Regions from separate parts of the Homo sapiens genome. Here region 1 is linked to region 2. Evidence: read pairs that join two places in POLR2A ChIA-PET (ENCODE). Cell type or tissue: Panc1. All regions are shown on one strand. Links, peaks and the distances in the headings refer to the core of each region. The heading gives the core; the rest is flanking DNA.

Region 1 (16,207 bases), core at 3,975-11,974, 90 kb before region 2:
CAGATCACGGGGTCAGGAGTTCGAGAACAGCCTGACCAACATGATGAAACCCCGTCTCTACTAAAAATACAAAGTTTAGCCCGGCATGGTGGTGGACAACTGTAATTCCAGCTACTCGGGAGGCTGAAGCAGGAGAATTGCTTGAACCCGGGTGTCAGAGGTTGCAGTGAGCCAAGATCCTGCCATTGCACTCCAGCCTGGGTGTCACAGCGAGACTCCGTCTAAAAAAAAAAAGAAAATGCTTTAAGCAAGTGAACAATGTAATCAGATTCATGCTCCCAAGCTGAAAGGAATCTTAAGGATCACTTAGCCCAGTTATTCCTTCTTATAGATGGGAAACTTAAGCCCACTGAGGTTAAGCAACTTATTCAAGGTCCTGAGGCTCAGTGGCAAGAGCCAGTTTTCGAACCCTGATTTCTGAATCCAAGACCAGACCTCTTCAGTGTCACTAGCTGACAGAGATTCATTTATCTTGCTCTCTCTTTCAATCCTCAAATACATTTCAACATCACTTTATTCCTCTAATTTTCTAATTAATTTAATTCAATTCAACAAATATTTATGTATAACCCTATTATATACTAGGTTATAAAGACAGAGGAACAACCTTCATAAAATTCTCCTTAGCTAGTATCATAAATAGATACAGAAGTAAATATTTCTAGGTTTATGCATGGATTCATACATATACATATCTTTCCTAGCTCTGACCACTGAGAGGGCATAGAAGCAATGATATCCTTGTAGCAATTGAGCACATCTAGAGTTCAGATTTTTTTTTTTTGTTTTTGAGACGGAGTCTTGCTCTGTCACCCAGGCTGGAGTGCAGTGGCACGATTTCAGCTCACTGCAAGCTCCGCCTCCGGGGTTCACGCCATTCTCCTGCCTCAGCCTCCCAAGTAGCTGGGACCACAGGCACCCGCCACCACGCCCGGCTAATTTTTTGTATTTTTAGTAGAGACGGGGTTTCACCATGTTAGCCAGGATGGTCTCGATCTCCTGACCTCGTGATCTGCCTACCCTGGCCTCCCAAAGGGCTGGGATTACAGGCGTGAGCCATCGCGCCCAGGCGATCTCAGATTTTTTAAAAAATGGATTTAGGGGGCACAAGCTCATATTTGTTGCAGGGATATATTGAACAGCTGGGCTTTAAGCCTGACCATTGCCCAAATAGTGTGCATTATAACCCTTAGGTAATTTCTCATCCTTCACCCTCCTCCCATCCTCCTACCTTTCCAAGTCTCCAGCGTCTGTTATTCCACTCTCTGTGTCCACGTGTACAGATTATTTAGATCCCACTTATAAATGAGAACATGTGGTATTTGACTTTTTGCTCATTTTTTTTTTTTTTTCTGAGACGGAGTCTGACTCTGTTGCCCGGGCTGGAGTGCGATGGCGCAATCTTGGTTCACTGCAGCCTCCACCTCCTGGGTTCAAGTCATTCTCCTGCCTCAGCCTCCCAAGTAGCATGTCACCACACCCCGCTAATTTTGTATTTTTAGTAGAGATGGGGTTTCGCCATGTTGGCCAGGCTGGTCTCGAACTCCTGACCTCAAGTGATCCGCCTGCCTTGGCCTCCCAAAGTGCTGGGATTACAGGAGTGAAGCACCATGCCCAGCAGGACTTTTTGTTTCTGAGTACTCCATTTCAGATAATGGCCTCCAGTTCCATCCATGTTGCTGCAAAAGACATAATTTCTTTTTTTTATAGCTGAGTAGTATTCCATAGTATGTACATTTTATTTATATATATTATAAATATAATATGTATAATAGTCATTTTGACTGGTATAAGGTGATACCTCATTATGGTTTTAATTTGCATCTCTCTGATGATTAGTGATGCTGAGCATTTTTTCATAAGCTTGTTGGCCATTTGTATGTCTTCTTTGAAAAGTGTGTGTTCATGTCTTTTGCCCACATTTAAATGGGGTTATTTTTTTTTTATTGTTGTATTGTTGGAGTTCCTTGTAGATTCTGGATATTAGTCCTTTGTTGGTGCATACTTTGCGAACATTTCCTTCTTTCCTTCCTTTTTTTTTTTTTTTTTTTCAGGATCTCACTCTGTCACCCGGGCTGGAATGCATGGAGTGTAGTGGCATGATCATAGCTCACTGTAGCCTCAAACTTCAAGACTCAAATTATCCTCCCGCCTCAGCCTCCAGGGTAGCTGGGACCACCAGTGCATGCTAGCATACCTGGCTAATTTTTTTATTTTACTATTTTGTAGAAATGGGGTCTTACCATGTTGGCCAGGCTAGTCTTGAACTCCTGGGCTCAAGCAATCATCCCACCTCAGCCTCCCAAAGTTCTGGGATTATAGGCATAAGCCACTACGCTCGGCCTGCAAATATTTTCTCCCATTCTGTAGGTTGTATGTTCACTCTGTTGATTATATCTTTTGCTGTGCAGAAGCTTTTTCATTTAATAAAGTCTCATTTGTCTATTTTTGCATTTTATTTTGAGTTCTTACTCATGAATTATTTGCTTAGGCCAATGTCGAGAATTTTCCTAGATTTTCTTCTAGAGATTTTGCAGTTTCAGGTCTTACATTTAAGTTTTTAATCCATCTTGAGTTAATTTTGTATATGGTAAGAGGTATGGGTCCAGTTTCATTCTTCAGCATATGGCTATCCCATTTCCCAGCACCATGTATTGAGTAGGGTGTCCTTTCCCTAGTGTAAATTTTTGTCAGCTTTGCAAAGATCAGTTCACTGTAGGTATTTGGCTTTTTTTCTGGGTTCTTTTTTCTGTTCCATTGATCTATGTGCCTATTATTATACCAGCACCATGCTGTTTTGGTTACCATAGCCTGGTAGTATAATTTGAAGTCAAATAATATGATACTTCCAGCTTTGTTCTTTTTGCTTAGGATTACTTTGGCTATTTGGGCTTAAGCCCAGGAGGTCGAGGCTGCAGTGAACCAAGAATGTGCCACTGCACTCCAGCCTGGACAACAAGCAAGACCCTATCTCTTAAAAAAAAAAAATAGTCTGGACGCAGTGGCTCACACCTGTATTCCCAGCACTTTAGGAAGCCGAGGTGGGTGGATCTCGAGGTCAGGAGTTCAAGACCAGACTAGCCAAGATGGTGAAACCCCATCTCTACTAAAAATAAAAAAAATTAGCCAGGCGTGATGGCGGGCACCTGTAATCCCAGCTACTCGGAAAGCTGAGATAGGAGAATTGTTTGAACCTGGGAGGCAGAGGTTGCAGTGAGCCAAGATCACACCACTGCACTCCAGCCTGGGTGACAGAGCGAGATTCCATCTCAAAAATAAATAAATAAATAAATAAATAAATAAATAAATAAATTAATTAAAAAATAAAAATAAATTTATTGAGACCTGTTTTGTGGCCCAACATAAGGTCTATCCTGGAGAATGTTCTGTGTGCTGATGAGAAGAATGTATATTCTATTGTTGTTGGGTAGAATGTTCTGTAAATGTCTCTTAGGTCCATTTGGTCTAAAGTCCAATTTAAATCCAGTGCTTCTTTGTAGATTTTCTTTCTCGATGATCTGCCTAGTGTGTCAGTGGGGGTGCTGAAGTCCCCCACTATTATTGTATTCCTGTATATCTCTTTTCTTAGGTCAAGTAGTACTTGTTCGATGAATCTTGGTGCTCCAATGTTGGGTGCATATATATTTAGGATTGTTGTATCGTCTTGTTGAATTGATCCGTTTATCATTATATAATGACCTTTTTTTTAAGTGTAAATACATACTAACTTTATTTATTTATTTATTTAATTTATTTATTTTTTGAGATGGAGTCTTGCTCTTTTGCCCAGGCCGGAGTGCAGTGGCACAATCTTGGCTCACTGCAAGCTCCGCCTCCTGGGTTCTCGCCATTCTCTTGTCTCAGCCACCAAGTAGCTGGGATACAGGCGCCTGCCACCGCACCCAGCTAATTTTTTGTATTTTTAGTAGAGACAGGGTTTCACCGTGTTAGCCAGGATGGTCTCGATCTCCTGACCTCGTGATCCACCCACCTCGGCCTCCCAAAGTGCTGGGATTACAGGCGTGAGCCACCATGCCCGGCCTATTTATTTATTTTTATTTATTTATTTATTTTTATTATACTTTAAGTTCGAGGGTACATGTGTACCACGTGCAGGTTTGTCACATATGTATACATGTGCCATGTTGGTGTGCTGCACCCATTAACTTGTCATTTACATTAGCTATTCCTCCTAATGCTATCCCTCCCCCCTCCCCCCACCCCACGACAGGCCCCAGTGTGTGCTGTTCCCCATCCTGTGTCCAAGTGTTCTCATTGTTCAATTCCCACCTGTGAGTGAGAACATGTGGTGTTTGTTTTTCTGTCCTTGCAATAGTTTGCTGAGAATGATGGTTTCCAGCTTCATCCATGTCCCTACAAAAGGACATGAACTCATCCTTTTTTATGGCTGCACAGTATTCCATGGTGTATATGTGCCATATTTTCTTAATCCAGTCTATCATTGATGGACATTTGGGTTGGTTCCAAGTCTTTGCTATTGTGAATAGTGCCACAATAAACATACGTGTGCATGTGTCTTTATAGCAGCATGATTTATAATCCTTTGGGTATATACCCAGTAATGGGATGGCTGGGTCAAATGGTATTTCTAGTTCTAGATCCTTGAGAAATCGCCACACTGTCTTCCACAATGGTTGAACTAGTTTACAGTCCCACCAACAGTGTAAAAGTGTTCCTATTTCTCCATATCCTCTCCAGCACCTGTTGTTTCCTGACTTTTTAATGATCGCCATTCTAACTGGTGTGAGATGGTATCTCATTGTGGTTTTGATTTGCATTTCTCTGATGGCCAGTGATGATGAGCATTTTTTCATGTGATAATGACCTTCTCTATTTTTTTTTTTTTTTTACTGTTGTTGATTTAAGTCTGCTTGATCTGAGTATAGCTACTCCTGCTCACTTTTGGTTTCCATTTGCATAGAATATCTTTTTCCACCCCTTTACTACCTTCAGTCTATAAGTGTCTTTACCAGTTAGGTGGATTTCTTGTAAGCAATATATGATTGGATTATTTTTTCTTATCCATTCCACCACAGATTTGGCTTTTAAATAGCATTCTTCAATAAAAGGACCAAGGTTTCTTGGAGAAGTGGTTGATTTCAGTGCTGGGAAGGGAAAACACACAAGGAACCCAGAGTAGCTTATGGTAGCAGAGATAAAGTGCTCAAAAAAGGACGGGAGCTCATTGAAAGGACTCAGGAACCAACCTGAAAGAGCTCCCAATGGCTAAAGCTGAAGCAGTTTGAGCAACAAAATAATTAACAATAGTGATGGATTCTATAACCCATAGAATAAAATACATATCCATGAGTCCATACTGATATAAATAACTGAATAAACAAAATGACCTTTACTTATCTAGATGACTGGAAATGTGAGAATTTCAATACTCACAGCTGTGGGTAGGCTTGAATAATTATAGTTTGTAGTATCTGGAATTAAAACCACTTGTAGGCCAGGTGTGATGGCTCATGCCTGTAATCCCAGCACTTTGGGAGGCCAAGGCAGGCAGATCACCTGAGGTCAGGAGTTCAGAGACCAGCCTGACCAACATAGAGAAACCCTGTCTCTACTAAAAATACAAAAATTAGCTGGGCATGTTGGCGGGTGCCTGTAGTCCCAGCTACTCGGGAGGCTGAGGTGGGAGAATTGCTTGAACCTGGAAAGTGGAGGTTGCAGTGAGCCAAGATTGCACCACTGCACTCCAGCCTGGGTGACAGAGTGAGACTCCTACTCAAAAAAAAAAAAAAAAAAAAAAAAAAAAGGAGAAAGAAGGTAGCAGAAGACAAATAACAACTTGAAACAAGGAAGACTTTTCTAACTGTCTTGGGAGGGGAATGGACTCAGCTAAGGGAGAATGCCTATCTATATGGTGGTGCTGATTCCTGTACTGAGGAGGAGGGAGCTCTAGACAACAAGATGGACCAAGATGCAGGGTTGGGATGGGGAGATTGACTGCAAAGAGCAAACTCAAATGTCTGAGTCCACAATCCACTGTTTTGTCTGAGCTCTAGAATTCCCAAAGTATTGTTTTCATAGCAATTGTATAGTATTTCGCCACCTCATGTGTTAACTCAGCAGTTGAGGGCAGAGCTGAGAGCTCAACCTCCATTTGTAATGCGGTTTCTATAGGAAGATGTGTTGGATTTCAAGCAAATGATACACAAACAAACTTTTGAACCATGACCCTTTATAAGCAGAGAACTGCCTGCTCTTCTTTTTACTGGTTCTTAAACTCCTTAACACTCCCAGCTGTCCTCATGCTACTGTTCCTGGGTTTGGGGATTAAGTCTATGTTTGTCTTATTAAATTATGATTTTCTAAACTTCAAATTCCAGGATGAGTTTGACCAGACAGGAAAGAAGGAAACCCAAGACCTGGCCCCTTCTGAGTCAGATTTTTCCAACCCAGGCTGAGGCGGGTGGATCACTTGAGGTCAGGAGTTCAAGACCAGCCTAGCCAACATGGTGAAACTCTGTCTCTGTTAAACATACAAAAGTTAGCCGGGAGGCCAGGTGCGGTGGCTCACACCTGTAATCCCAGCACTTTGGGAGGCTGAGGCGGGTGGATCACGAGGTCAGGAGTTCGAGACCAGCCTGGGCAATATGGTGAAACCCCATCTCTACTAAAAATACAAAAAAAAAAAAAGCTAGCCCGGCGTGGTGGAGCACGCCAGTAGTTCCAGCTACTCAGGAGAGTAAGGCAGGAGAATCACTTGAACCGAGGAGGCAGAGGTTGCAGTGAGCCAAGATTGCACCACTGCACTCCAGCCTGGGCAACAGAGGGAGACTCTGTCTTAAAAAAAAAAAAAAAAATTAACCTGGCATGATGGTGCACATCTGTTGTCCCAGCTACTTGGAAGGCTAAGGCAGGAGAATCACTTGAACCTGGGAGGCAGAGGTTGCAGTGAGCTGAGATTGCACTGCTGCACTCCAGCCTGGGTGACAGAGGGAGACTCCGTCTCAAGGGAAAAAAAAAAAAAAGAAGAAGATTTTTACAACCTAGCTTTATTAGTTTGTCTGAAGTAAATGCCTAGGTTGATAGATAATCCTGCCCCCTCCCCGCTTCCCGAGAAACCTGCTGTGACACCTGCAGCCAACATTCTCTTCTTAGGCCCTCAGTGGTGATTTGTATCTCTATAAAGCAGACAACATGTTTTGGTGCTAGGTTACCATTTACTTTATCATGTTATTATGTATCCTCTTGTCTGTTCTCTAGTTGTTCCCTGTACCCTACACCTGCCTTTTCATAAAACTGTATGCCTTGACCTTACATTAGCCTATAACATATTCATCTGTTAGAGCCTCCAAAAAGCCAAGGACAGAAGCAACATAGTGTGGTTTTTTTCTGTTTGTTTTTTTTGTTTTTTTGAGACAAGGCCTTGCTCTGTCGCCCAGGCTGGAGTGCAGTGGCGTGATCTCTGCTCACTGCAGCCTCCACCTCCCGGGTTCAAGCGATTCTCCTGCCTCAGCCTCCGGAGTAGCTGGGATTACAGGCGTGTGCCACCACGCCCAGCTGATTTTTAGTAGAGACAGGGTTTCACAGTGTTGGCCAGGTGAAATGTGAGGTTGAACTCCTAACCTCAGATGATACTCCTGCCTCAGCCTCCCAAAGTGCCGAGATTACAGGCATGAACCACTGCGCCTGGCCAGCAATGCAGTGTGTAAGGAAAGACCCTAAACTTGGGGACACATAAACTTAGAATTCTACTCTGCCTTTTACTAGCCATGTGACCTTGGTAAATTATTCCATTTTGGAGTCTTGATTTACTAGTCTCTAAAAGGGAAATGACTATACACTTATAAAGTGTCTGTCACATGCTAGGCACCCAATAAATCATCATTCCCATAAATAAGCACATGATGTATGACACCACTTAAATAAAATCCTACAACAGGCAAACCTAATCTACAGTGACAGAAAGCAGATCTGTGGTTGCCTGGGGCCAGTGAGGGTGGGATGGGGAGATTGAATGCAAAGGGCCCGGGAACTTTTGGGGGTGGTGGAAACGTTCTGTATCCTGATTGTGGTCATGGTTACAGGGGCCTGTACGTTTGTCAAAACACATCAAACTGCGTGCTTAAAATGAGTGCTATTTAGTGTATGTAAATTACCCCTCAATAAAGTTTTTTTTAAAAAAATATGTATTATCGCTGGGCACGGTGGCTCACGCCTGTAATCCCAGCACTTTGGGAGGCTGAGGCGGGCAAATCACAAGGTCAGGAGTTCGAGACCAGCCTGGCCAACATGGTGAAACACCGTCTCTACTAAAAATACAAACAACTAGCTGGGCGTGGTGGCGGGTGCCTGTAATCCCAGCTACTCGGGAGGCTGAGGCAGGAGAATCGCTTGAACCCGGGAGGCAGAGGTTGCAGTGAGCCGAGATCACACCACTACACTCAAGCCTGGGTGACAGTGCAAGACTCCATCTCAAAAAATAAAATAAAATAAAATAATGTATTCTCTTTTTTTTTTTTTTTTGAGAGTGAGTCTTGCTCTATCACCCAGGCTGGAGTGCAGAAGCACAATCTCGGCTCACTGCAAACTCCGCCTCCTGCGTTCAAGTGATTCTCATGCTTCAGCCTCCCGAGTAGCTGGCATTACAGGTGCCCGCCATCATGCCCAGCTAATTTTTGTATTTTAGTAGAGACGAGGTTTCACTATGTAGGTCAAGCTGGTCTCAAACTCCTGACCTCAAATGATCCACCCGCCTCGGCTTCCCAAAGTGCTGGGATTACAGGCATGAGCAACCACACCAGGCCCTATTCCCTTTCTTTCTCCATCAATTAAAATACGTTGGATTTGGCTGGGCACAGTAGCTTACACCTGTAATCCCAGCACTTTGGGAGGCTGAGGTGGGTGGATTACCTGAGGTCAGGAGATTGAGACCAGCCTGGCCAACATGGTGAAACCCTGTTTCTACAAAAAATACAAAAATTAGCTGGGCATGGTGATGCGTGCGTGTCTGTAACCACTGCTACTTGGGAGGTGAATTGCTTGAACCTGGGAGGAGGCTGCAGTGAGCCAAGATCATGCTACTGCACTCCAGCCTGGGCAACAGAGCGAGACTCTGTCTCAAAAACAAAAACAAACAATAAAATAAAATATGTTGGATTTAGGAATACATTCTAGTGCCAAATATACATTTTAAGTTATCTTTCATTTTAGATTATTCATACTATCATATACTTTCCCCATGGATTGATGTAAATAAATGAGAATCGGCTCGATAGCCAAGTTCGCTTTCTTTTTATTTTTTATTTTTTGTTTTTTAGAGACAGGGTCTCACTCTGTCACCCAGGGTGCAATGCAGTTGCACCGTCATAGCTCAGTATCACCTCGAACTCCTGGGCTCGAGTCACCCTCCTGCCGAAGCCTCCTGAGTAGCTAGGATTACAGGTGCATGCCACCATGCCCAGTTTATTTTTATTTTTAAATAGAAATGGGTTCTCACTATGTTGCCCAGGGGGTTCTTGAACTCCTGGCCTAAACTATCTGCCTGCCTTGGCCTCCCAGAGTGCTGGGACTATAGGCGTGAGCCACTGCACTCAGCCTCCAATCTCACTTTCTAACTGACTTGCAGTATAAAATTGGACAGATGTGTCATGAGGAGTTGGAAGGAGCAGACACTGGGATCATGAGAAAGTGAAAGTATACTTAAAGATACCACACATTTTTTGAAAAATCACTACTTAGAGGGGAAAAGTATTTTTCTTGTGAAATATTAAAAGCTTGTCACAGGCCCAGGTGTAGTGGCCCATACCTGTAATCTCAGCACTTTGGGAGGCTGAGGCAAGAGGATCACTTGAGTCCAGGAGTTCAAGACCAGCCTGGGCAATACAACAAGACTCCACCTCTACAAAAAAATTTATAAAAATTAGTCAGGCGTGGTATGTGTGCCTGTAGCCCCAGCTATGAGGAAGCTGAGTCAGGAGGATTGCTTGAGACCAGGATGTTGAAGCTGGAATAAGCCATGATTGCACCACTGCACTCCAGCCTGGGTGACAGAGTGAGGCCCTGTGTCAAAAAAAAAAAAAAAAGCTTGTCACAAAACAAGGTGATCATGGTGACAGCTCAGATTAATGTAGGGCCTGAGGGAGCCACTTTTTTTCTTTCTCTTTTTTTTTTTTTTTTTTGAGGTGGAGTTTCACTCTCGTTGCCCAGGCTGGAGTGCAATGGCGCGATCATGGCTCACTGCAACCTCTGCCTACCAGGCTCAAGCGATTCTCCTGTCTCAGCCACAGCCTCCCGAGTGGCTGGGATTACAGGCACCTGCCACCATGTCCAGCTAATTTTTATATTTTTAGTAGAGATGGGATTTCACCACGTTGGTCAGGCTGGCCTCGAACTCCTGACCTCAGGTGATCCGTCTGCCTTGGCCTCCCAAAGTGCTGGGATTACAGGTGTGAGCTACTGTGCCCGGCCAGGAGCCACTTTTTTTCTACTCAGCAAGTTTTCTCCCCCACTTCCACTACTGCCTTCTCATAATAGCTCCTGTTTCCCTCTGTCTTTGAAGGAACTTTTCTGGAATCTGCACCAGAACATTTTTGCTTTCATTTCATTGGCCTTAACTTTGTCATGTGTCCAAAGCTAGCTGCAAGAGAATCTGAGGAATTTCCTGTTTATTCTTAAGGAAGGACTCACGACTTGCTAAACATAAGAGGTTCTAAAGTAAATAAATAAATAAATAAAAATAAAACTTTGGCTGAGTGCAGGGACTGACACCTGTAATCCCAACATTTTAGGAGGCCAAGGCAGGAGGACTGCCTAAGGTAAGGAGTTTGAGACCAGCCTGGGCAACACAGCAAGACCCCATCTCTACAAAAAATTTAAAAAATTAGCTGGGCATAGTAGCCTGTGCTTATAGTCCCAGTTGCTCAGGAGGCTGAGGCAAAATGATCACTAGAACCCAGGAGTTCAAGGTTACAGTGAGCTATGATTGTACCACTGCACTCTAGCCTGGGTGACAGAACAAGACTGTGTCTCTAAAAGAGTAATAATAACAAATTACTATTTAATTTAATAATAAAATAAATGTAATAATAAAATAATTTTAAAAATAAAAATTAGAAGTCTATCACCAAGGAAGAAAAGGATAATACATATCTGTATAGGCAATAATCTCTGCCCAAAGCCCTGTCTATTAATGGAGCATTTTATATATAAAATGGTGGAATTTTGGAAATTACCAAAATTAATTATTTTTTTAACTTTTATTTTAGGTTTGGGGATACATGTGAAGGTTTGTTCATAGGTAAACACGTGTCGTGGGGGGTTGTTGTACAGATTATTTCATCACCCAGGTAATAAACCTAGTACCCAATAGTTATCTTTTCAGCTCCTCTCCATCCTCTCACCCTCCCCTCTCAAGTAGATCCCAATGCCTGCTGTTTCCTTTTTTTTTGAGACAGAGTCTTGTTCTGTCACCCAGGCTGGAGTACAGTGGCGCGACCTTGGCTCACTGCAAACTCCTCTTCCTGGATTCAAGCAATTCTCCTGCCTCAGCCTCCCGAGTAACTGGGATTACAGGTGCCCACCACCACGCCGGGCTAATTTTTATATTTTTAGAAGAGACAAGGTTTCGCCATGTTGGCCAGGCTAGTCTTGAACTCCTGATCTTAGGTGATCCACCCGCCTCGGCCTCCCAAAGTGCTGGGATTACAGGCGTGAGCCACCGCGCCCGGCCTGCTGTTTCCTTGTTTGTGTTCATAAGTTCTTATCATTTGGCTCCCAGGAAATTACCAAAATTAATTATGTACATCCACATTATGGCCATATCAAAATGATTGTGTTTGTCCATAGTTCTTGAAATGGAAACATACCAACAGCACTTTGTTAAGTGGGAAAAGGTTACTAAAAATACAAGCTCTGGCTCGTGTGGTGGCTCATGCCTATAATTCCAGCACTTTGGGAGGGTGAAGTAGGAGGATCACTTGAAACCAGGAGTTCAAGACCAGCTTGGGCAACAGAGTGAGACCCCATCTCTACTAAAAAAAAAAAAAAAAAAAGAAAGAAAGAAAGAAAAAATACACACACAGAGAGAGAGAGAGAGAGAGAGAGAGTCTGGACATACTCAAAGTATTTCTCTCTGGGGTGGTAGGATTACATCACATAACTTTAATTCACTTTATATTATTATTTTTATAAAAAAACATGTGCCTTTTTTATAAGCAGAACTAAAAAAATGTATTTTCACTTAGAAATACGTGAGCATCTGTGTCTCTCAGGCACTTCCTGAGTGGAGCTGAAAGGCGAGTTGTGGCAGGGTGGGGTTCAGAGTTGGGGGTGTCTTCCCTCCAGCACACAATGGTACTGAGTGACCCGGTGTCTGGGAGCCCCTGGGCAGGGGTATCTGGGAGGCCTGGAGCTCAGGAGCGAGCTCGGTGCTGGAGTTCCAGGAATTAGTCATGAGGGGAAAGCAGCGGTGCTGGGTGTCTCCTTGGCCTCCCAGGAGCTGCTCCCTGCCCTAGAGAGGGAACTACGCAGACTGCAGCACCCCAGACTCCCTGCCTTCTGGCTTCCAGTTGGTTCAATGGGAGGCCCTGCTGGGAGATGAGAGGGTGGCTCCCACAGGGTTGGGTTATACAGGCTGATTTCTCAAAGGAAGGTCACAGCTCTTGTCAGGCAGCCTTCTGGACACGTATGCAGAGCCCCCAGCTCTGGTCCCTGCTCCCTCCTGTAGCCCCCCGGCCCCCACCCCAGGCCCCAGGGAAGGAATGCGCCCCAGGGTACAGCACTGCCCCCTTGGAGTGCTTTTTTATGCTCTCCTTACATTACTCGATTTGAGCTGGCCATTTGAGCTGGCTGTCTGTCTCCTGCCAAGATCCTGACCACCACAGAGGGCTTAGCAGTGAAAAAGGGGAAAGACACCCAAGTTTAAATAGGAAAGAAGAGAAGGAGGTGAGCCAGGGGTGGTGGCTGATGCCTGTAATTCCAGCACTTTGGGAGGCCAAGGCGGGTGGGTCACCTGAAGTCAGGAGTTCGAGACCAGCCTGACCAACATGGAGAAACCCCATCTCTACTAAAAATACAAAATTAGCCGGGCATGGTGGCACGCACCCGTAATCCCAGCTACTCGGAAGGCTGAGGCAGGAGAATCGCTTGAACCCAGGAGTCGGAGGTTGCAGTGAGCCTAGATCGAGCCACTGCACTCCAGCCTGGGTGACAGAGTAAGACTCCGTCTCAATTAAAAAAAAAAAAAAAAAGCTTCTGCACAGCAAAGGAAACAATCAACAAAGTAACAAAGTGAAAAGACAACCCAGAGAATGGGCGAAAATATTTGCAAACTACCCACCTGACAAGGGATTAAAAACCAGAACATATAAGAAGCTCAAACAATAGGGAAAAAATCCAATAATCTGATTAAAAATGGGCAAAAGATTTGAATAGGCACTTCTCAAGAGAAGACATACAAATGGCAAACAGGCATGTGAAAAGGTGCTCAACATCACTGATCATCAGAGAAATGCAAATCAAAACTATAGTGGGATATCTTCTCACCCCAGTTAAAATGGCTTTTATCCAAAAGACAGGCAATAATGAATGCTGGTGAGGATGTGGAGAAAAGGGAAGGAACCCTCCTACGCTGTTGGTAGAAATGTAAATTAGTACAGCCACTATGGAGAACAGTTTGGAAGTTCCTCAAAAAACCAAAAATAGAACTATCATATGATCCAGCAATCTGACTGCTGGGTATATACCCCAAAGAAAGGAAATCAGTGTGTCGAAGAGATATCTGCACTTTCATGTTTGTTGCAGCACTGTTCACAATAGCCAAGATTTGAAAGCAACCTAAGTGTCCATTGACAGATGAATGGATAAAGAAAATGTGGTACATATACACAATGGAGTACTATTCAGCCGTAAAAAGGAATGAGATCCTGTCATTTGCAACAAAATGGATGGGATGGGAGGTCATTACGCTAAGTGAAATAAACGAGGCACAGAAAGACAAACATTGAGGTTCTCATTTATCTGGGAATTCTAAAAATCAAAACAATTGACCTCATGGACAGAGAGTAGAATAATGGTAACCAGAGGCTGGGAAACATAGTGGGACCCTGGTAGGGAAGAGAGGATGGTTGATGGGTACAAAAAAAAAAAATAGAAACAATGAATGTGACTATAGTCAATAATAATTGAAGTGTACATTTAAAAATAACTACAAGAGCATAATTGGATTGTTTGTAACACAAAGGATAAATGCTTGAGGAGATGTATACCCCATTCTTCATGATGTGATTATTACACATTGCATGCCTGTGTCAAAACATCTCCTGTACTCCATAAATATTTACACCTACTATGTACCCCAAAAATTAAAAATTAAAAAACAATTGGCCGGGCACAAGTGGCTCACACCTATAATCCCAGCATTTTGGGAGGCCCAGGCTGGTGGATCACTTGAGGTCAGGAGTTTGAGACCAGCCTGGCTAACATGGTGAAACCACATCTCTACTAAAAATGCAAAAAATAGCAGGGCGTTGGGGCGCATGCTTATAATCCCAGCTACTCGGGAGGCTGAGGCAGGAGAATCACTTGAACCCGGGAGGCAGAGTTTGCAGTGAGCCGAGATCGCACCACTGCACTCCAACCTGGCCGACAGAACGAGACTCCATCTAAAAATGAAATGAAATAAAATAAGACAAAATAAAAATACTAAATACTCCATAATTTAGGGATACATACCTATAAAATAAAATGTTATTTTAAAGTGAAAGAATGCTGCTATGCTGTTAGCCAGGTGCAGTACCTCACATCCGTAATCCCAACAATTTGGGAGGCCGAGGCGGGTGAATCACTTGAGCCCAGAAATTTGAGACCAGCCTGGGCAACATTGCAAAATCCTATTTCTATAAAAAATTTTAAAAGTTAGCCGGGCACAGTGGTCACGCCTGTAATCCCAGCACTTTGGGAGGCTGAGTTTGGAGGATTGCTTGAGGCCAGGAATTCAAGAACAACTTGGTCAACATAGTGAGACACCCATCTCTACAAAAAATTTAAATATTAGTAAGGTGGGCTGGGCACGGTGGCTCACGCCTGTAATCCCAGCACTTTGGGAGGCTGAGGCGGGCGGATCACGAGGTCAGGAGATCGAGACCATCCTGGCTAACATGGTGAAACCCTGTCTGTACTAGAAAATACAAAAAAATTAGCCAGGCGTGGTGGTGGGCACCTGTAGTCCCAGCTACTCGGGAGGCTGAGGCAGGAGAATGGCGTGAACCCAGGAGGTGGAGCTTGCAGTGAGCCTAGATTGTGCCACTGCACTCCAGCCGAGGCGACAGAGCAAGACTCCATCTCAAAAAAAAAAAAATTAGCAAGGTGTGGTGGCAACATGTCTGTGTCTCAGCTTCTTGGGAGGCTGAGGCAGGAGGATCACTTGAGCCCAGGAATTTGAGGCTGCAGTGAGCCTCAATTGCGCGACTACCCCAGCCTGGGTGACAAGCTCAAAGTAAATAAATAAATAAGCCGGGCATGGTGGCTTATGCCTGTAATCCCAGCAATTTGGGAGGCTGAGGCGAGCAGATCACCTGAGGACAGGAGTTCAAGACCAGCCTGACCAACATGGTGAAACCCTGTCTCTACTAAACATACAAAAATCATGGTGGCACATGCCTGTAATCTCAGCTACTTCGGAGACCGAGGCAGGAGAATCGCTTGAACCCAGGAAGATGAGGGTGCAGTGAGCCAAGATCATGCCACTGCACTCCAGCCTGGGCAAGAGTGAGACTCTGTCTCAAAATAAATAAATAAAATATAAAGTAAGAGAATGCCAAACACAAAATTTAGGACAGTGGGTTGTATCTGGGGGAGGTAAGAAATGGACTAAGAGAGGATCATATAGATAGATGGATGTCATTGTTAATATTCTGTTTTTTGAGCTGGGTGGTGGATTCACTACCCAGTATGATAAAATATAATAATAACGGGCCAGATGCGGTGGCTAACGCCTGTAATCCCAGCACTTTGGGAGGCCGAGGCAGGTGGATCACCTGAGGTCAGGAGTTCGAGATCAGCCTGGCCAACATTGCGAAACCTGTCTCTACTAAAAATACAAAAAATTAGCCGGGCGTGGTGGCAGGCGCCTGTAATCCCAGCTACTTGGAAGGCTGAACCAGGAGAATTACTTGAACCTGGGAGGTGAAGGTTACAGTGAGCCGAGATCACGTCATTGCATACCAGCCTG
Region 2 (16,207 bases), core at 5,323-13,322:
CTGGCTAATTTTTTGTATTTTTAGTAGAGATGGGGTTTCACCCATCTCTACTAAAGGGATTGGCCAGGCTAGTCATTATTAGAGGCAGAGCTGGAAACAGAATCCAAGACCTTTCTTGCACCACCTAGCACATTAGGGTTCTCTCTGTGCTCAGATGTTCTACCCGCCCCACCTGTGCTCTGGGTAGTAGATGCATAGTGTAGGGGCCTCCAAGAAGACATTGGAAGAAGAAAGTGTAGAACCGAGCAAACTTCAGAATAGGATCAATAAGCCATTGGGTTAGGTGATTTGAAAGTCTACTGATGAGTCTAAGGGATCTCCCTAGATGTATTTAGGAGTAACTGAGTCATTGTAAGGAAAGCTATAAACTGGTAAACTGGACTCAGAAAAATCTGTCAAAATGCAGAAAGAGGATAGTGTAAATCCAAGTGCAAACAGAAGGGCGTGGATCCTTCTGGGATATAGATTCCTGGTTTCAAATGTTCCATCAAGCTTTGTTTCCTGATGTGGGGTTTGGAAACATAGTCCCTTTAAGCTTAGATGGAGTTGAATGCTGCTACTCTATTCAGGACTGGATGATGAGTTTCCAGAAGGGAGAGGCCGCAACAAAAGAGGCACAAACAAGCTGGTCCCATGAAGGAGCCAAACACCAGATTTCACCTTGACCTCCAGGAAACTTGTGAAACCACTGCATTCTCTTTCCCCTAATTCCACTCATTTCGAAACATTCTCTGAGCTGTTGTGCGAGGCACTGTGCTTAGTGCTATAGGTATGACGGGTAAGCGAGAGGTGGGGGGTGGTATACAGAACAGATAAACTGAAGGAGGTCCCACCTTCCAATTTTTACAGGCTTCTAGTAAGAATGAGCGATTCACACATTGGACTGTGATTTCATGCCCACTACTCAGTCTCCCGATTACTCATTCTGCTTCTCATTTAGCTCTGTGTTGGACAGAGGGGGCGTGTAATATGGGGGGAGTCTGTGTCTCTAGTCACTGCAAAGATAACTAACTCCCTGACTGTGGATTCAAAGATATAAATTATAAACTGCTATTGGGTACAAATTATTCCCATGTGAGCTTGTTGAGCGTGATCCACTTATCTCTAGGGCTGATCGCTAGTTAAATCCTGCCCAAGTAGCTGAAAGCCTGTTTGTTTTACGACAAACAGGAGACAGGGGCCCTTGCTGAAATTCCTGGTGTAGGATTGAACCTTAAGCCAATGCTCTAATATGTTTGTTTGGAGAATTCTTAAGTGGGTACGGTCTGTAACAGCTGTCTTCTGCCTCTGCACCAAAGCGGTATTGGAAGAGACCCACAAGGTCAGGGTTCTGACTTCCAACACTCAGGCTGTTGAGGATAGGTGGAGGAGATGAGCTAGAATGTCACCAAGAGATAATCCAGGAGACGCTTCTCTGAAGAAATTACCATGATCTCTTCATTTCTGCAGCCCTTTGCAGTTGTTTTCGAAGCATTTGCATTATCACTGATTTCATGGAATCCTCACATCGCCCCACGAAGTAGGTGGAGCAGGTTTTATTATCACTGTTTTGCAGCTGAAGAGACTGAGGCCCCAAGAGGTGGCATGACTTGGCCCAGGTCACATGGCTAATAAGCAGTTGAGCTGGAGCTCGAGTCCAGGTCTCCTGACTGTGAGTCGAATGCCCAGGTGTCAGCCAGCCATTCCTCGGCGGCTCAGCTGCCTCCTCAGCCCCCTTGGCTCTCAGATGAGAGGCCTGGGGTGAGAGCATGGGCTTCACTCCCAGGATGGACTGGGTTTGAGTCCCACCTCTGCCCTAACTAGCTGTCTGACCTTGGGCAAGTTGCCAAACCATCTCTATGCCTCTGTTTCCTTGTCTGCAAAATGAGCAAAATAACAGTACCTCCCTGTCGGGTGATTTGGAGGAGTAAACAAGATATTACAGAGAGAACAAAACACAATGTCTGGCATGGTGCAAGGCATCAATAAATGCTATATTACCCGCTCCCCAAAGCCTATTCTCCTCAAAGACGCAACCCAAAAGAGAATACTCAAGAATCTTGCAGGCCAGGCACCGTGGCTCATGCCTGTAATCCCAGCACTAGCACTTTGGGAGAATGAGGCAGGAGGATTGCCTGAGTTCAGGAGTTCGAGACCAGCCTGGGCAACAAGGCGAAACCTCATCTCTACAAAAACTACAAAATGGGCCTGGCGCGGTGGCTCACGCCTGTAATCCCAGCACTTTGGGAGGCCGAAGTGGGCAGATCACCTACATCGGGAGTTTGAGACCAGCCTGACCAACATGGAGAAACCCCATCTCTACTAAAAGTACAAAATTGGCCGGGCATGGTGATGCATGCCTGTAATCCCAGATACTCGGGAGGCTGAGGCAGGAGAATCACTTGAACCTGGGAGGCAGAGGTTGCAGTGAGCTGCGATTATGCCATTGCACTCCAGCCTGGGCAACAAGAGCAAAACTCCATCTCAAACAAAAAACAAAAATCAAAAATCAAAACTTAGCCGGGTGTGATAGCATGCATCCTGACCCTGGAGTTCGAGGCTACAGTGAGCCAAGATTGTGCCACTGCACTCCAGCCTGAGTGTCACAGTGAGACCCTGCCTCAAAAAAAAAAAAAAAAAAAAAAAAAAAAAAATATATATATATATATATATATATATATATATCTTACAAAAGGTTCCCTGATTTCCTTCCTTGTCATTTCTTGCTCTTCCCCCACCCCTCACTTTGTGATAATGCTACATCAAATTTGGACGGGCCAGGCACAGTGGCTGATGGGGCACAGTGGCTCATACCCATAATCCCAGCACTTTGGGAGGCCGAGGCAGGCAGATCACTTGAGGTCAGCAGTTCGAGATCAGCCTGGCCAATATGGCAAAACCCCATCTCTACTAAAAATACAAAAATTAGCTGGGCATAGTGGTGCACGCCTGTAATTCCAACTACTTTGGAGGCTGAGGCATGAGAGTTGCTTGAACCCAGTAGGCAGAGGTTGCAGTGAGCCAAGATCACGCCACTGCACTACAGCCTGGGTGAAAAACAAAACAATGATAATAATAATTTGTACATCTCTTTTTACTTTTCTTTTCTTTTCTTTTTTTTTTTGAGACGGAGTTTTGCTCTTGTTGCCGAGGCTGGAGTACAATGGTGCGATCGCTGCTCACTACAACCTCCACCTCCTGGGTTCAAGCGATTCTCCTGCCTCAGCCTCCTGAGTAGCTGGGATTACAGGTGCCTGCAACCACAACTGGCTAATTTTTGCATTTTTTTAATAGAGACAGGGTTTCACCATGTTGGCCAGGGGCTGGTCTGGAACTCCTAACCTCAGGTGATCCTTCCGCCTCAGCCTTCCAAAATGCTGAGATTACAGGCGTGAGCCACTGTGCCCAGCCTCTTTTTACTTTTCTTTCTTTCTTTTTTTTTTTTTAGACAGAGTTTTGCTCTTGTTCCCCAGGCTGGAGTGCAATGGTGCAATCTCGGCTCACTGCAACCTCTGCCTCCTGGGTTCAAGCAATTCTCCTACCTCAGTCTCCCGAGTAGCTGGGATTACAGGCATGTGCCTCCACACTGGCTAATTTTGTATTTTTAGTAGAGACGGGGTTTCTCCATGTTGGTCAGACTGGTCTTGAACTCCCCACCTCAGGTGATCCACCTGCCTCGGCCTCCCAAAGTGCTGGAATTACAGGTGTGAGCCACTGTGCCGAGCCCTCTTTTTACTTTTCTTTTTTTTTTATTTTTTATTATACTTTCAGTTTTAGGGTACATGTGCACAACGTGCAGGTTAGTTACATATGTATACATGTGCCATGTTGGTGTGCTGCACCCATTAACTCGTCATTTAACATTAGGTATATCTCCTAATGCTATCCCTCCCCCGCTCCCCCCTTTTCACTTTTCAAAGTGCTTCCCCTCTCTTGGGATCCTCCCGTCAACCCTGTAAGATAAATAGAACCCGAAATCTTCATTCTCTTATTTCAAGTGAGAAAACCAAGGTAAGAGAGGTGAATTGACTGCACTAAGGCAACACCCCTGTTAGCCGAGGAGCTGGGACTCTTCTTTCAGTGTTGATTCCTTGCCGGAAATCTTTGATGAATTGTGTGGGTTTCCTTTCCCACCTTTGACATATAGTAGCTAGGGGACCTCATGGACTTTCTGCAAACTCAGGATTATCTTTGAGAACCCAAACAGGGAGGAGAAAAGTGGTTTGCCTCCACGAGACTCCCCGATCCCACTCGATTTCCCTGCACATCAAGACCTGGGCCTGGGGATTGGAAAGGTAACCTAAGGTAAGGGGTAAATTCCATCTGCAGCCAAAGACCAGCTCTGAGCTGGCTTCCCATGAGCAGGGGAGGGTGGAAAGGTCAAAAGGGTGGTGCTCTTCCTGAGAGTCCAGCGTCGGCTCTGCCACTTGATATCTGAGAACACCTCGAACAAGGCAAGGTGCACCTCAGTTTCCTCATCTCTAACAGGAACACTGGATTAGATAATGTCTCAGCTGACTTCCTGATAACACAAAAGAATTTGCTTGAGGATAACAGTGACACATTATGGACCACTTTTAGAAACTTTTATTATGGAAAATTTCAAAGAAATTCAAAGTCAACAGAACAATATAATGAACCTCCATGTATAGATCCCCCAAATTCAGCAATCATCAGCATTCTTTCTTGTTTCATCTCTACCTCCACCACCTTGCCCACGTGATGGTTATTTCTTTTCCTCTATATGTGGTGGGAAGGGTTTGCTTTGTTGCCCAGGCTGGTCTCCACCTCCTGGCCTCCAGCGATCCTCCCACCTCGGCCTCTCAAAGTGTTAGAATTACAGGCACCTGCCACCGCGCCCAGCCTGGTTATTTAATGATTATTATTATTTTTGAGACAGAGTCTTACTCTGTCACCCAGGCTAGAATGCAGTGGCACGATCTCGGCTCATTGCATCCTCCACCTCCCAGGTTCCAGTGATTCTCGTGCCTCAGCCTTCTGAGTAGTTGGGACTGCAAGCGCATGCCACCACACCCAACTAATTTTTGTATTTTTAATAGAGACAGGGTTTCGCCATGTTGGCCAGCCTGGTCTCAAACTCCTGGCCTCAAGTGATCCTCCTGTCTTGGCCTCCCAAAGTGCTGGAATTACAGGCATGAGCCACCACGCCTGGCCAGCCTGGTTATTTCTTATAGTTCTTTTTTTTTAACTTCTAGTGAAATTTACATACCTTGAAATGCAGAAATCTTAACTGTGTAATGTTGACAAATGGAACCACCCATGTAACCAATGTCCATCATTGGCAAATGATGTACATTGTATTATGTACAAAGTACATAATATGATGTACAAAGTATTAATATAACTGAATTTATTAACAAATTAAACATTTAAATATGACTTTAGCACACTAGGGGTTAGCAAATACTCTCTTTTTGGGGCTGGCTAAGTTAGCACCAGATCTGCAGTCTTAAGTCATTATTTTCCTTCCTGCCTCTACCCATGCTGTCATCCTTGTGTGTCCCTGGAGCTTATGGCTTTCTCCTGCATGCACCTCTATTATGAGGCTTTTATTGTCTTGGCTACAAATTCTTATAAACTTGTTTTTTTTTTTCTTTCCTATACATTTATCCTTCTCCAGGTTTTTTCTTTTTTTCTTTTATGTTTCTCTCTTCTATAACCTCTTTCTCATTCCTGTTGCTGTTTTCTCCTTTAGAGTTCTTAATTTTCTGTGTTCACCCCACCTTCTCTGATCTCACTGTCCTGTATCTTTTGGTCTATTTATATGCTGGACGTTAGACACTGAGCCATAACCCCAAGGTCCAGCCCAGGGCTAGGCACTTAGTCAACAGTGAGTGAGTGAGTGAATGAAAGCGAAGGACGACATAGTCTGAAACCACCTGCAATCTGGTTACAGTAATGTGGTCAACTAAGGAACCCTAACTCGTTACCCTGGACCACATCTTTCTCTTTGCATTGAGCAAGAAGCTATTTATCTGCCCCCTTGGAAGCTCCAGCATTTGAAAGGAAGGAGGCTGATTTCCTGACAAAATGTGACCCAAAGGACCATCCTCCTCCTACTCCCCATCATTTAAAAAAAAAAAAAAGAGCAAGCAGGGGCTATCAGGGATACTTCCTGTTTTCCTCTCTTGAAAGCATCCTGGATAGATGAAACTGAAGGATCAAAGGGACTGCCTCCTCTGGGGCCTGGGGACTGGCAGAATGGCTTTTAACCCTCTGCTGTCTCCCACATGTGAGTGGCATGGGCAGTTGACGTCTTATATTTCCCTAGTAGATTTTGACTTCTTTTGGGCAGGGGCCTTGGCATTCATTCATTCGTCAAACATTACTGTACCTACCAAATCCCAGGCCTTGAGGATCTGGGGATATAGAGATAAATATGACAGTGTCTGGCCTCATTCATCTAACAGTAATGATCCCATGTGCTAACATGATCAAGTATTTTCTCCCTGTGAAGCTCTTACTACATGCTTTTCATGCATTTGGTCCTCACAACAAGCTGATGGGGTATTCTTGCCCCCATCTTACTGACAAGAAAAGCAAAGCTTCTGAAAGTAAAATAACCTGACACAGGCATGTGACTGGTAGGTGTCAGGCCTGGGGTTAGAGCTGAGCGGTCTGAGCAGAAACCATGTTTATGGCTGATACACTAGCCTGACCCTGGAGACCTGCCTCCGTGTTTGAAACATGGTAGTGACTTTATTGCTAGTAATTTTTACAAGTGCATTTTATCTCTAGGCTTGGTCAGGTGGCTTCTGGTGAACAGGTTTGTTTACATCCGACTTACTGTATCATATTGTATTAGAGCATAGGTGAGTCAGCTTGCGGCCCCCTGAAGAGTGACAACAAGGCTGGAAAAACCAAGAGGCAACCTTTGGCCCTATTTGAGGAACGAAGAGAGCGTCAGGCTCTTGCTTCCCCTCTCTCATTTCTGGAATAGATCAGATTCCACAGATTTGTTTTGCTTTTTGTTTTGTACTGCATTTTTTTCCAATCCTGGAAAGAAAGCCGAGGGAGGTTGGGTGCGGTGGCTCATGCCTGGCAGCCCAGCACTTTGGGAGGCTGAGGTGGGCGGATCACTTGAGGTCAGGAGTTTGAGACCAGCCTGGCCAACATGGTAAAACACCGCCTCTACTAAAAATACAACAATTAGCTGGGCGTGGTGGCAGGCGCCTATAATCCCAGCTACTTGGGAGGCTGAGGCAGGAGAATTGCTTGAACCCGGGAGGCAGAGGTTGCACGGAGCCGAGATTGCGCCACATAGTGAAACCCTATCTCAGCTAAAAATACAAAAAATTAGCCGGGTGTGGTGGCGGACACCTGTAATCCCAGCTACTCAGGAGGCTGAGGCACAAGGATTGCTTGAACTTGAGAGGCAGAGGTTGCAGTGAGCTGAGATCATGCCACTGCATGCCAGCCTGGCCGACAGAGCGAGACTCTGTCTCAAAAAACAAAACAAAACAAAACAAAAAAGGAAAGATATTTTCTCCATTTTTTCCGGAGAGGAATCGAGGCTCAGAGTAGTTAGTTAATATACCCCAAGTCACACAGCTAGACAGAGCCAGGATTTGATCCTAGGTTTGACTAACTCCAGACCCTCCACTTGAATTATTCTACTTCCCTGATGCTAAAGTTGGCAGAGAGAGGAAGAAACTCCCTTCCTGCTGAGGTTCCTGACAAACAGTAGGGGCAGGTGAGGGTAGCAAGTAACCCTGAGATCTGCTGGTTAGGGACGCCTGGCACAAAAGGATCTTAAGATGCCTCTGATTCTGCAATTCTATCTCTTTAAGACCCAGAGTTCCCATGCCAAGCCTGCTCTGTGATCCTCAGAGATTTCAGGGGTGGGGAAACTGGATTGAATGCGCTGACATACAAGCAAAAAAAGACCTCAGCATTTTTGCCTCGCCTCGGTGGCTCCGGCCTTTTTTTATTTTTTTTCCCTCTCTCATTTATTTATTACTATGCTATTCCCTGGCCCTGCTGCTGTGTCAATACTGATAAAAGCAAATCACCCCACAAACAGGTGCAGCTGGGAGCTGCCCCTTGGACAGCTGCCAGGGAAATGTGATCGCTCAGCTGGGGTGACCTGCCCCGGCCCAACCCCCTCTCAGGTTCCAGCCCAGGGCATGTGTCCTTGGGCAGTTAATGTTGGTCCACATGTCACAGCCCTGGTATCCCAGTTGGCATCATGGACTTGTGCTGGTGTGTGTGGTTTGGGTGGGGTGGGTATATGCAGGAGAGAAGGGAGGCTCCCAGGAATTTATTTTCTCTTTCGGTTTCTTCCAACAAATTCAGAAAATACAATGTCACCAAGTCCCCCTGCAAGAATTTGAAAATATTTCCTAAGAATATCACTGCCTTATTTGCCTAGGTAAGAAATATTTTTTCCCATTCCCAAATTCACACACACATGCAGTGTAATGATCCAAAAGAAATTTTCTGAGTATCTCCTAGGGCTTAGCTGTGAGTTCACCTAAATAAACATTTTGTGAGCCAACCCTGCTATCCAGAATGCATTTTGATGCTACCAAGCCATGTGACTTTGACTCTGGCTTGGAAAGATTTTATTTCATTTCCCCTCCCCCATTTCAGTGTTTTGTCCCCAAGCATCATTTCCCCACTTCCCTAGGGCACCAGCCTTTCCGGAAATGCCCTAGCTCTGCGTGCAGCCTCCGCCTCCCGGTGTGGAGAAGGCGGTGACAGCGCCGCGCCGGAGCCGCAAGGCGGGCCTGGGCGGAGGGCGAGGGGCCGGGGCGGCCGGGCCAGGCTGCCCGCCTGCCGCAGAGCAGCGCGCAGCTCGGGGAGGGAGGAGGTTGCCATGCAAATGACGCGGCGTCCTGCGGGCCCCCCTTACCCGGGGGCCCTCTGGTTGCCAAAACAGAGCATTCCCCAGAACAGTCGCCTGGAAACGAGCGCTGTCATAGCAGCCTTGAGCTCAGTAGCAGCGAGCCAGCTGTGCTGCCACGAGGAGCTGGGTCAGGATGTTCAGACCTCCTCAGCACCCCCTCCCCACCCAGTCTCCACCTCGGGGAAGGGAGTGGTGGCTTGGGCCACCGTGGAGGGGAGGGAGGGCACTAATTGGATTGGAACACTCCTGAAACACATCAGCTGCTCCTCCCTGGGGGAGGGGGAGGAGGAAAGCTGCAGACTGTCTTTGTGATCGGCTCAGCCTCTCCCTCCCAGCAGCCTCGCCCTGACCTGGTCCTCACTGGCCTCTGCCCACCTATCGCTGTCCTGGGGCACAATGGCAAGATCTTTGTAAAATGGAGGAGGCAGACACCGGATCAGATAATCACCAAAATGAAATTCAGCCTTGATATGAAGGGTACCGTGGTGATGCTACCGGGATCTGACCTGGTTTGGAAGGGTTAGGGAAGAATGCAGGTTTGCCACAGCTCCCACGTACTCTAACTACTTCATCCCTTAACAGCCCCCCGTCTTTCCAGCACCTTTTCTCATCAGCTCAGCTATGCCAACCTGGTCTTCCTTAAACCTTGGGAGCATTTGCTTTTTCCTATTTCATTTGGCACCCAGAGAGCTGCTCATCATTTAAGCGTGTGTGTGCTCACCAATTAAACTACAATATAAACTTTAAGAGGCAGGACCCATGTTATCATTGTCATGGCCCACCTTGACCATGAAGAACGAGACAGGCCAGGCGCAGTGGCTCACGCCTGTAATCCCAGCACTTTGGGAGGCCGAGGCGGGCGGATCACGAGGTCAGGAGATGGAGACCATCTTGGCTAACACGGTGAAACCCCGTCTCTATTAAAAATACCAAAAAATTAGCTGAGCATAGTGGCGGGCGCCTGTAGTCCCAGTTACTCAGGAGGCTGAGGCAGGAGAATGGTGTGAACCCGGGAGGCAGAGCTTGCAGTGAGCCGAGATCGCGCCACTGCACTCCAGCCTGGGCGACAGAGTGAGACACCATATCAAAAAGAAAAAAAAAAAAAAAGAACAAGACAGAGTTTTACAGACCTGCTTGAATTTAGGTGCCAGTGATCTTTGTCAACATAGTCATCACCCTGGGAGGCCTCTGGCGTTGCCTTTGCAACAACTGTTTTAGATTGGCCTTCAGAGACTAGTAAAACCTCTCCTGGGACTAGGGAGGGGAGGAGATTCAGTGACAGCCTGAGTGACAGTAAGCAAACAGGTGGGCTACAGAGAAAGTGGACGACTACTCAGGACACATCGAGCGTTTCATGTGGTCCGGAGGCTGTACGCCAGAGCTTACAGGTGTGACTTAAGCATGTATGTGCAAGGGAGTCCCCTTCCTTCAAATTCCTAAAGGGCCTTGGGAGTCTTATGTACCCAAACAGCAAGTCTTCATTCAACCTTGCTTGGTAAGGCAGCATGTAAATGTGCAATCTCTCTCTCCTCCCTCTTCCTTTCCTTTCTAGTGTATTGAGTTCTGCTGTCTGCCAGGCACTGAGCTAGGCACTGGAGGTTCAGAGAATGATTAAATTAGTATTCTGTATTTATGAGAAAAAAAAATCCTAAACCATATGTAGGGGGCGTTTGCCTTGCCTACAGTCACCAGCATTTTTTGATCAACTTTCCTATTTTGGGTTTTTCCCACATCATAAATCCCACTTCCCCAAAGTAAAGGCCAGAAACTGACCTTCCCAGATGTCCTTGCAACTAACATGTAAGCAGGTGACCTAAGTTCCACCGATCAGATGCACCCACATTAGATTTTTTTTTCATTTTCTTTTTCTTTTTTTTTTTTTGAGATGGAGTCTCGCTGTGTCGCCCAGGCTGGAGTGCAGTGGCTCGATCTCGGCTCACTGCAGCCTCCGCCTCTGGGGTTCAATCAATTCTCCTGCCTCAATCTCCGGAGTAGCTGGGACTACAGGCACGTGCTGCCACACCCGGCTAATTTTTGTATTTTTAGTAAAGACGGGGTTTCCCCATGTTGGCCAGGATGGTCTTGATCTCCTGACCTCGTGATCCCCCGCCTCAGCCTCCCAAAGTGCTGGGATTACAGGAGTGAGCCACTGCGCCCAGTCTTTTTTTTTTTGAGATGGAGTCTTGCTCTGTCGCCCAGGCTAGAATGCAATGGCATAATCTCGGCTCACTGCAACCTCCACCTCCTAGGTTCAAGCAAGTCTCCTGCCTCAGCCTCTCAAGTAGCTGGGATGATAGTTGTGCACCATTACGCCTAGCTAATTTTTGTATTTTCAGTAGAGACAGAGTTTTACCATGTTGACCAGGCTGGTCTCGAACTCCTGACCTCAGGTGATCTGCCCACCTCAGCCTCCCAGAGTGCTGGAATTACAGGCTTGAGCCACCACACCTGGCCTGTTTTTCCTTTTTTAGACAAGGTCTTGCGTGAACTCCTGGTCTCAAGCGATTCTCCATCCTGAGCCTCCCGAGTAGCTAGGACTACAGTTCTACAGTTGTGTACCACCAACGACATGAGTTGTTTTTTGTTTTTTGAGATGGGGTCTCACTCTGTCATCCAGGCTGGAGTGAAGTGGCACAATCTTGGCTCACCACAACCTCCGCCTCCCAGGCTCAAGTGATCCACCTCAGCCTCCTGAGTAACTGGGACCACAGGAGCGCACCACCAGGCCAAGCTAATTTTTTGTATTTTTAGTAGAGATGGGGTTTCACCATGTTGCCCAGGCTGGTCTCGAACTCCTGAGCTCAAGTGATTGTGCCCAAATTGGCCTCCCAAAATGCTGGGTTTACAGGTGTGAACCACTGGCTTCACATGAGATCTTGATTTGGAAGAAAGCAATTGAGGAAGAAAGCATCCTGGGGAAGGGGGCTTTCCATCCTCTGAACCCCACACCCATGGTTGTGCCCATCACTCAAAGGCATGCACTTGCCTCGTGTTGCCTTGTGACATGGTTCCTATTGTTACCCAACAGTCCTATTTTACCTTGAGCAAGGATGACATGCACATTTGTGACTCATTTCATATTGTTCTGCCCTCTCCCATCTCCAGACTCCCAGAGGCACTGACTGTCCCATGGCTGGCATGTGCAGTGCAGCTATTTTTCACATGGGCACAACCCATCACCCAGCATACCGTCAACTCCATGGTGTCTTGGGATTGCAACTTATGTGATTTTTGCCAACCCCCTTTCCTACGGCTTTACAAGAAATAGGATTTTATGATATGCCTGTGGAAAATGAGAATCATATTATTTATTTTCAAATTGATGACTTTCTCCATAATAAAATTATAAGCACTTGCAGACATAGCCCATTCATTCATTCATTCCTTCAGCAGTAAATGAGTGCCTATGGTATGCCTGGCATTGTGTTGAGTGCTGGGACAGAACTGAGTACAGCACAACTCCTCCTTACAATATGTTAGTTTATTAGCAAAAAACAGATACAGGCTGGGTGCCATGGCTTAAGGCCTGTATCCCAACATTTTGGGAGGCTGAGGCCTGAGGATTGCTTGAGCCCAGGAGTTAGAGAGCAGCCTGGACAGTACAGGGAGACCTTGTCTCTGCAAAAAATAAAAAAATTAGCCAGGTGGGGTGGTGTGCACCTGTAGTCTCAGACACTCAGGAGGCTAAGGTGAGAAGATCACTTTAGCCCGTGAGGTTGAAACTGCAGTGAGCATGATCATGCCACTGCACTCTATCCTGGGTGTCGGAGCAGACAAATAAGTGGGGGAAAGGTGGTACAAGCACTCTGATGGCCAGTGTGCAGGGTAGAGAAGGGAGTGGTTGGTTGGGCGCAGAAAAGACTCTTTCATAGGCACAACATCAAGTGCTTATTCTAGGACAGCTTTTTTCTCAGGACTTAATGTATATTCATTCACTTAATCTTCACAACAGCAATAAGGCAGGTGTTTTTTTTTTTTTTTTTTTTTTGTTTGTTTGTTTTTTTGTTGAGACGGAGTCTTGCTCTGTGGCCCAGGCTGGAGTGCAGTGGCGTGATCTCAGCTCACTGCAAGTTCCGCCTCCCAGGTTCACGCCATTCTCCTGTCTCAGCCTCCCGAGTAGCTGGGACCACAGGTGCCCGCCACAACGCCCGGCTAATTTTCTGTATTTTTAGTAGAGACGGGGTTTCACTCTCGATCTCCTGACCTCATGAACCGCCACCTCGACCTCCCAAAGTGCTGGGATTACAGGTGTGAGCCACCATGCCTGGCTTTTTTTTTTTTTTTTTTTTGAGACAAATTCTCACTCTGTTGCCCAGGCTGGAGTGCAGTGGCATCTCAGCTCATGGCAACCTCTACCTCTCAGGTTCAAGCAATTCTCCTCAGCCTCCCGAATAGCTGAGATTACAGGCACCCGCCACCAAACCTGGCTAAGTTTTGTATTTTTAGTACAGACAGAGTCTCACCATATTGACCAGGCTGGTCTCAAACTCTTGACCTCATGATCTACCCACCTCAGTCTCCCAAAGTGCTGGGGTACAGGCGTGAGCCACTGTGCCCAGCCAATACCGTATCTTACAGGTAAGGGAACCAAAGCCCTGAGAGGTGTAATGTCTTGCAGGGTTGCACAGCTGGTGAGTTGCAGAGCTGGGATGTGTCCTCCATACTCTAACATCCATGTGCTTAACTGCTGCACTGCACTGCCTTGAGCAGATTCTGGAAGGTGAAAAATTAGTGATCACCAGGGATCTTTACAGGCTCAGGGCATGGAGTGGCTGCCTGTTTTGTTCAGCTGGCACATGGTGCACTGGGAAATGGTATGGTGTAGAGGGCGGCCATCCAAAATACTTAAAAGTGATAGGTGAGAACTCAGTACCACAAGCTGGGACTTCAGTTGTTCTCTTTGTTCCTTGATGGATAATTTCACTTCTTAAGAGTGGTTGACCTAGACAAAATTGTAAGGTTGGCAGAATGGGCTTCTCCCTAGGCAGATAGAATTTGCTTTGGAATCTCAGGGACTTGGGTTCTGGTCCCCACTCTGCCACTGACCAGCTGAGTGACTTTGGGCAAGTCACTCAACATCTCTTAACCTCGGTTCTCTCCACTGGTAATTGAGAATAATAACCTCATAGTGCTGACATAGGATTAAATGAGATAATGCATGTCAATCAGCTTAGAATGCAAACAAGCCAAAAGTAACATTTATTCAATTTTTAAGTTCACAATATCTCATCTACAACTCCAAACACCTAAAAGCTCTGAAAACGAAACACATTTGGCAACAAAACCTGAGATTTGAGTCTCACTCTGTCACCCAGGCTGGAGAGTGCAATGGCACGATCTCGGCTTACTGCAACCTCCGCCTCCTGGGTTTAAGCGATTCTCCTGCCTCAGCCTCCTGACTAGCTGGGATTGCAGGCACTCGCTATCATGCCTGGCTAATTTTTGTATTTTTGTAGAGATGGGGTTTCACCATGTTGGCCAGGCTTGTCTTGAACTCCTGACCTCAGGCGATCCGCCTGCCTCGGCCTCCCAAACTGCTGGGATTACAGGCTTGAGCCACAGCACCCAGACAAAACCTGAGTTTTTTTTATTCCCACCTAGTGTGAATTTTCCATGTACTTTTTTGCAGGAATATTAAAGTATTTGTTTAAAGTATTTGATGACATCCCAGATTCTGCTGGGGGCTTTGCAAAATATGTGGCATGGCACTGTGTTCCTTTTCTAAAATCCGAAAGACTCTGCATTACAAAACACATCTGACCCAAAGGCATCAGGTAAGGGATTTTGACTAGCATTATCTCATCTCTAGACCACTCTCTCCACTCCCAGTCCCCCTCTTACTCTAACTGTTCAAATGGCCATTGGGCATCTAGAATCAACCCTTCTCTGCAAAAGAAATACACATACATCCATATATCCTTTGGGTCTCTCCATACACCTGTCTCCCTCAGCCAAGCTCCTTTGCTCCCACTATTTCTTCAGTCCTGATTTTTGCCAACCTCATTGAATTTAAATGCCCCCATACCCCTCTACCCCCACGCCCTGGTCAAGAACACAGATTTTAGAGATGGTGCCTTCTCTGAACTACTTTGGTAGTATAGGCCCGGCCAGTCGTTACTGCCTGTGGGCTGCAGAATTATTCCAAGAAGCTCTATGTCTATTTGAACTCCAAATACTATCTGCCAACTGTGTAAGTAATGTCTGGTGTATAACTGTGCTACTCCTTTTCAGCTGTGCTGAAGGCCTGATTGTTTTTTGTCACTATGAATTTTCCCCGTTTACCAAAGCCCAGAATAACAGCTTCTCTCCTTTGCAGGGCTGCAGTCATTTCCAAAGGGAACAAGGGGTCTTCATGCTGGGGCAGGTTACAAACCACTGAGCTGGGCTGTCTTGGTAGTGTGCCATTCCTCCTTGGTGGGGGGGAATCATGAGACCTGAGGTCAAGTTCCAGCTCTTCCCTGGCTGGTTAGATGATCTTGGGGGCAGGCCCTTGTGACTTGGAAAGCTTTGGTTTCCTCATTCTGGAGCAGAGATCATGAAAATTATTTGGCAGGATTGTGAAGAAGATTAAATGAGATAATGAAAGGACTTTGAAAACTGTGAGGTGTTGCACAAATGGAAAGCTTGTTGTCATCTTACACAAATTGTCAACTTCTTTTTTTTTTTTTTTGAGACGGAGTCTCTCTCTGTTGCCCAGGCTGGAGTGCAGTGCCGCGATCTCGGCTCACTGCAACCTCTGCCTCCCAGGTTCAAATGATTCTCCTGCTTCAGCCTTCTGAGTAGCTGGGATTACGGGCACCACCATGCCCGGCTAATTTTTGGATTTTTAGTAGAGATGGGGTTTCACCATGTTGGCTAGGCTTGTCTTGAACTCCTGATCTCAGGCGATTAGCCCGCCTCGGCCTCCCAAAGTGCTGGGATTAGAGGTGTGAGCCACTATTGTAGCTCTTGGAGCCACAATATTCCAAGTGCTCTTGGAGCACTTGGCCACATATTGTCAGCTTCTTAAAGGTGGGAATAGTCTCTTCTGTTTTCTTCAGTTTCCTCAGTGGCACTCCCCACCCCCATTCTGCAATCAACACAGGACTGGCTATAGAGATGGCCTTGTATAAAACACTGTGAAGTAACTTGCACAGTGGCTTAGCAAATAAGAGGTATTTAATAAATGGTGGTTAATATGCACGCATGTACCATCCATTGTGCGGAGAAGCAGTGTAGTGCAGCGATGTAGAGCATGGGCCCTGGTATTAATCCACTCTCTGCCACTTGCTTGGTTAGCACGTGTGACCTTGGGCAAGGTTAGCACTAATAGGCCCTAATATTCTCATCTATCACACATGGCTGATGATAGTAGTAGTT

Evidence for each region. Peaks named below come from ENCODE experiments on the same cell type or tissue, not always from the same donor. Only the 100,000 strongest peaks of a DNase experiment are listed, where the experiment ranks them.
Region 1: POLR2A ChIA-PET joins it to region 2 with 10 read pairs; 8 of 35 experiments call an interaction of 5 or more read pairs at or near these places.

The regions. Positions count from the first base shown.
Region 1 is chr6:37,183,745-37,199,951 of GRCh38, reverse strand. No RefSeq gene overlaps it. Among named protein-coding and RNA genes, the nearest start is that of PIM1, 22 kb to the right of the region's middle. In Panc1, for the core only: no CTCF peak of the experiment used is centred there; no DNase peak of the experiment used is centred there.
Region 2 is chr6:37,095,322-37,111,528 of GRCh38, reverse strand. No RefSeq gene overlaps it. Among named protein-coding and RNA genes, the nearest start is that of PIM1, 67 kb to the left of the region's middle. RefSeq lists a cis regulatory region at 1,045-1,869, silencers at 5,772-5,831, 8,647-8,826, 8,837-8,976, 11,642-11,936 and enhancers at 8,159-8,208, 8,455-9,062, 9,063-9,670. In Panc1, for the core only: no CTCF peak of the experiment used is centred there; DNase peaks (open chromatin) are centred at 8,325, 8,552 and 8,932; H3K4me3 peaks cover 1,603 bases; H3K27ac peaks cover 4,763 bases.